2 separate regions of the Homo sapiens genome follow, and region 1 is linked to region 2. Evidence: chromatin loops called from intact Hi-C (ENCODE). Cell type or tissue: PC-3. All regions are shown on one strand. Each heading gives the region's core, and the rest is flanking DNA. Links, peaks and the distances in the headings are about the cores only.

The links. A loop is a pair of places that touch in the nucleus more often than their neighbours do. Peaks named below come from ENCODE experiments on the same cell type or tissue, not always from the same donor. Only the 100,000 strongest peaks of a DNase experiment are listed, where the experiment ranks them.
Region 1: a loop joins it to region 2, with 5 times the contacts of the local background. A loop is called at or near these places in 8 of 110 quality-filtered maps.

What each region holds. Positions count from the first base shown.
Region 1 is chr13:33,452,578-33,455,498 of GRCh38, forward strand. It overlaps a transcript of STARD13 not described here. Among named protein-coding and RNA genes, the nearest start is that of LINC02344, 120 kb to the left of the region's middle. In PC-3, for the core only: no CTCF peak of the experiment used is centred there; a DNase peak (open chromatin) is centred at 1,494; H3K27ac peaks cover 1,664 bases.
Region 2 is chr13:33,535,826-33,538,746 of GRCh38, forward strand. It overlaps a transcript of STARD13 not described here. Among named protein-coding and RNA genes, the nearest start is that of LINC02344, 200 kb to the left of the region's middle. In PC-3, for the core only: no CTCF peak of the experiment used is centred there; a DNase peak (open chromatin) is centred at 1,396; H3K4me3 peaks cover 1,128 bases; H3K27ac peaks cover 2,500 bases.

The DNA of each region.
Region 1 (2,921 bases), core at 224-2,723, 83 kb before region 2:
TTTCTGAATTAGATTCATTGGGTTTGAGTCTTGAATCCAACTCTTACTAGTTATATGCGCTTAGGCAACTCTTCTCCATTGTCTGAAATTTAGATTCCTTACATATAAAATGGAGGTAGTAATATAGACCTCATAAAAATGTAAAGATTAAGCTAAAAACTTGTGTACCATCTCTCATCCATAACATGGAGGCCTAGACTGGGCACCTGATATGCTAAATCTATGCATAATAAACAAATGAGTAACCTGGAACAGCGATGTATATCAACATGAAAATGTCTTTTCTTCAACTATTATATTCAGTTTCATTTCTAACTTTAAAATATATTGCCTGACATTAAAGAAACTATGGGAAAGGGTCATTCTATTACATTCCAATTTTGTCCTTCAGTAATCACAGCTGCCACCTCACTTTTAGGTGTGCATAGCAAGAAATCCAAATCAAGAGCTTGGGTTGGGTATTACCATGTGGCAGGCCTCCTTGGGCAACATCCCACTGGGTTTGAGTATTTCATAGGCATATTTGCCTTGGCCTTTAGTCTTGTTTTCATAGCTCAATAGTGCCAGCTTTCAAGATTATACAAGATTGTAGTGACACATTTTATTTAATGCTTCATTTTCTTTATAAGAGTAGTTTTTGGCTAAAAACCAAACAAACAAAAACAACAACAAAACATGCTATGCTTCATAAGCCTCATGCCTCTTGGTCCCTGGCTTGTTCAGCTGAATATACGCCAATAGAGAATAACTGGGTCACCAAGTTCTGGACACATCGCCCTGGAAAATGTCAGATGTTGGATGGTCTATTCCTTTCTCTGGCACCAGCTCAAGTAACTTCATGAATAAATCCTAAGTGCTTTAAGAAATAAAAATGACTCTTAAGAACATGTTTTCTTTCAAGTATAGAGAAAACACTGGTGATGTTGGCTTTTCTTTTTTAGCATCCTTTTTCATTTTGAATTTGAAAGCCACAGAAAAGCCAGTTGTTTAAGGAAATCCCAATAAGAGATGAAGTATATGAGATAGTAATAATAACATAGAGCCACTCTTTTATCTGTGTAAATGGAAGTCTAGGCCTTTAAAACTATTATTGACCAAAACATAGTTTAACAACATTTTTAGACAAAACACATTGCTGCATGCTACCATTTTAAAAAGAAGATAAAAACATTCTCCAAACATGAAAAATGTTTTTAAAAAAGAGTGTGTAACAGGGAGGATTTGGGGCCCTGCTAATTCAGCATTTGAAAAGAATGGTCTGAGTTGTTGCTTCTCTATTCTTGCAACTTCTGCACAAAGGTGCTGATGAGTAGTGAAGAGATAAAAGGTACATAGCAGAAAGAAAAGGCTTAAAAAGTAAAACTGATAGTTCGTGATGTGAGACCCACAAGCTAAACAGACAGTCCTTGAATAATGGAAAGATGATTTTTGTGTGTGTGTGTTTACTTAATGTCTCATCTCCTAACAACTCAAAGGGCTTTCTACTTGTGGAGGCTATGAGAATGCACTGTTCAGATATTTTGCTACAGGGTGCTTCTGCCTCTGTCAATCCGTCATCCTCCTGATGTGAAGAACACACTTCCTGCAGGCTGCTCCTGCCCAGTGAATGAACTTGGCAGGAGGACTGATACAGACTGTTTCCAGTGAGAGGTGGGACACTTCCTATAGGTGGGTTTGGCTCTGGGAATCTCCACTGATCAGGCTAAGCTTTCTTGGAACTGCACTGTGGTCTGAAAACCCTCCTTCTCTCCCTCCTTCCATGAGTGTCAGGCATCCATTGCAGTCTGGAGGCTCTTCCCAACTTTCCTTTCTACCTTCCCTAAGAAATCTCTTGCACATCTAATCCTATCTTCGTATCTACTCTTGGAAGACATGAACTAACATATTCATCCACTATTTTAGTTTTGCTTTATCACCATAGGCAGTTACTTATAGACAGAAAAATTGAGGCAAAAAAAGATTTAATAAATTGCCAAAGGAGATACGATAACTCAGTGGCCTGTCTGAGCTCTTTCTTACGACCTGAGGCTTCTGATTCCCTATAATCTTTCATTTAACAGATATTTATTGAATGACTATTATGTGGTTGGCTCTAGAGCTTATCCTAAGAATATAGAGCTCCTGTTGAAAAGTTCTATGCAAGAGAGTGGCATGCTTAGATTTGTGATATAATCAGATCATTTTGCTAAAAGTAGAAAACGAATGAAGGGGAGCAAGGCCAGATTAGAGGAGGCCAGTGTGGAAGCTGTTGCAGACATTCAGAGAAGAGATGATGGCAGCATGTGTGAGAGTAGAAGAGGCAAGGAAATGTTTAATAAGGAAAATTGAGAAGATTGGTGACTCAGTAGATACTTACTCTGCACCAGGCCCTGGCCTACACTCTGGGAAGGCAGAGAATAAAAGACATATTCCCAACTGTCCAGAAGGATTTGGCTGGCTTTTGTTCAAAGATATGTAAGTAAAGGAACTTTTAATTCACCCCAGTTGCTTAAAGCCCAGGAACATAATGGAAAACAGGAGGGAAAAAGTCTCCAACAACAATAAAACCAGAATATGGCCATAAGCCTAAACCACAGACTGTGACACACAGAAGCCATTTATGGTGGAAAGGTCTGCCAACAGGAGGATGCTGAGAGCAGACACAAGCCTCAGACTCTGAACAGGATGCAACCATCTCCAAAAGTAAGTGTCACGATAGTGGAAAGTCTATCCATTATCCTTTGACCAGGAAAACCAGTACTAAGAGAATTTGAGAGAGGCAGGGAGTCCCCTTATGTATAGTTCTCTAACACAAAAGGAAGTCAGGGGAGGTGGGGCTAAGACAGGCTGATGCCCCATATTACCTTTTACACCCAGAAGTGAAGCCAGGCTGAAGGACAGAAGGGAATAATCAAGTATCAGATCTTGAGACAAAGCCTTGT
Region 2 (2,921 bases), core at 114-2,613:
GGGAAATAAAAGGCACATTTGTTTTACTGATTCCATCTAAGCATATTATACAAGGCGAGATGGCAGTCCGAAAATCTATACTTAAATTATTGGAATGGAAGAGGACTGAGTGATCCCTTATAGAACACACAGAGGTCAGGCTTACACCCCAGTTGGTCCTCATCATGATCTGGAATAAGAGCATCAGTGATTTGGGGGACATGAATAGAGCTGGGTTATGGGAAAGCTACTCTAGATGTGACATTCCATTTTCCGTGTGTGCATGTAAATAAATTAAATATATAGGATTGTCAATCCTCAGTGATACAGTTAAGAGTACTGAAGACTCAAAGGTGGAAAATAAAATGGTAAAATGGTGAAGCAAAACAGAAATGGCAAATAAGACAACTAAATTGTGCTGGCCATTATTTAACATGCCATTACATCATACGTATTTTTAAAGCCAGGAATTTATGAAATTTAGTGTAACATCATTTGGACTGTTTTATCATCAATAACTGTAAGAAACTTTTTAATTGTTCCAAACTGCATTTGTTTATTCTATAAGTTAGGAAAATGAAAACTAATAAAAAATAATAAAGAAAACGAAGCTTAGGAAATAAGAGTATTTGATTCTGAAATATATTTTCCCATCATGGGAGAGTCTCCTGAATCTGAGAATGTTGTAATATTACTCAGTCTATATTTACTGCATAATGATTATGCTGTCTTGGTAAGATAAAAATTAGATAAACATTAGGGATGTATATGAGAGGTGACAATAAAAACTGAAGTCAATGTCTTATATTCAAGGGATTTATAACTCTCTCTGGGCTAGCACAATCTGAAAAGCAGAATTAAAAGGGAAAAACTGGTAGATACCTCTTTTAACGAACACTCAACTGTAAAACCACCTGGTTTTCCTCTTTAAAGAAAGAAGAAATTGCTTCTGCCAGCTTACTGAACAGAACTTCCCTGTGATGTCTGATAACAGCCTATACTCCAATCTCTGTAAAAGTCACACTAATTATTAATACACTGGAGCAGAGTTCAGGTTCCATTTTGTCATACAGTCTTAGTGAAACTGCCTCATTATATTGTTCTATCGGTTTGTTAGTAACAAAATTCCCTTGCTATTCATATTAGAGCTGCTTTAAATTTTATTCCACATTAAATAAACTTTTTAATCAGATTTTCTTTTAGGTTATTTTATCATAGTAAAAATTTTATTTTAGGTTACAAAAACAATTTCAGGATTCATTAAATAGCAGCAAGAGAGCAAATACCACGACTTGAGCACTACAGATGAGTAAACTTCCAGAACAGTTCTGAGCACGGCTTTCAATAAAATGAACAAGTTGTTTACATAGCTGTGAGAAAGGTTATTGTTTCATTGGTTTTGCGTCCTAGTGCAGCATTCAGCATTTAGTGGGAGTCCAATCAGTGTTTACTGAATAAAACAAACTAAGTGATGAGCAGAAATCTGGAAATGTTGTGGTTTCCGAAATACTGCTGCTACGCAGACAAGTTATGACTAACATTCCCCCTTGAAGTTAAAACTGTTTGTATAAATAATTTTAAAAACAATAAAGAACCCACTATGTATCAGACATTTTACAAACAATCTTATTAAAACCCAGTCTTGGCAAGTAGGTATCTTATTTGACACTTTAGGGAAACTGAGGCTCAGAAAAGTTAAATAACGCTCAATTACACCCATGCAGAAAGTGAGGGGTCTTGGATTAAGTCCTGATCATTCGATCTTTCTACAGTACACTCACAGACCTGTGGGCAATGTTTTATATAATTATTCCTTGAAATTACGGTAAAAAATCAAATCCACTCTCGGGCTTGGCCGGGAAGTGTATATTTCTTTACTGGCATAAAAAAAAAATTAAAAAACCAACAAGGAAAAGAAAAGAAAAGATGTATTTCTTCTTGCCTGACTAGAACATATGCTTGTATTTTAAGAGTACCAAAGGTGACAGACTGAATTTACAGCTACAGCATAGTCATGTTTAGCTCGCCTGGAAACAGAACTACCCTGATCTCTCAGCAAAAGGAACAGAGGGTGCTTCCCCATACAGAAGACAGAGTCAGGCCAACTCTAAAGAGAACTAGGGCATTGCCTAGGAACCCATCTGTGGCAAGGGGGTACCACTGCCAGGAGGCCCCACAAACACCTCTGGAATTAAGACGGAAAGTCACTTCCATGTCTTCTGTGTTGCTTCTGATGTTTAGAAACAAAAAGTATTGACACTAGTTCAGAAAAATGAGCCTATCTTTATTAGCATAAAGACTCTCAGATTACGAGGATTTAAAAAAAAATGACCCCGCCTCTGAACCGTGAAGAACTAGGGAAATCTGAGTAAAATACAAAAAGGATCTTGAGAGGGCAAGATCCCGAAGAAGGGTGCAGAAAATTCTGCCCATATTTGACTCTCTTTTTCCCCTTACCTTATTCATCAATTTGGAAGTTGTTTCAGAGGCTGAGAAGTTACACAGATAATGGCAACTAAGAAGCAGAGAAGCTGAGAAGAGATTGCTTTCAGGAGTCCACTGATTGAGAAAATAAAAATGCGAGTTCAGGGCCCACGAAAGAGGGAAGGCCTAACACCTCGGCTTTTAGCTGGGACACAGAAAGGGTCACCTCAGGAGTAAGAAAGAACCTGAAATAGACGAGACCTAACAAAGTCTAAAAACCAGTTTGAAATAATCTCACTTCCATATTAGATTAAGGTGCTCTGCCCTTAGCCTAGCTTCCTAATAGAAGCAAAAGTAAATCCTACAAATACTTCCATAAAGTAAAAAACACCACTCAGAGCCCAGTATTTTTTTTTTTTTCATAAACAAAGACAACATTTCATAAAGAATTTCTGGGCATACCAGGAAACAGAAGAAAAAGATAATGGAAACAAGATCCACAGATGATCCAAATACTG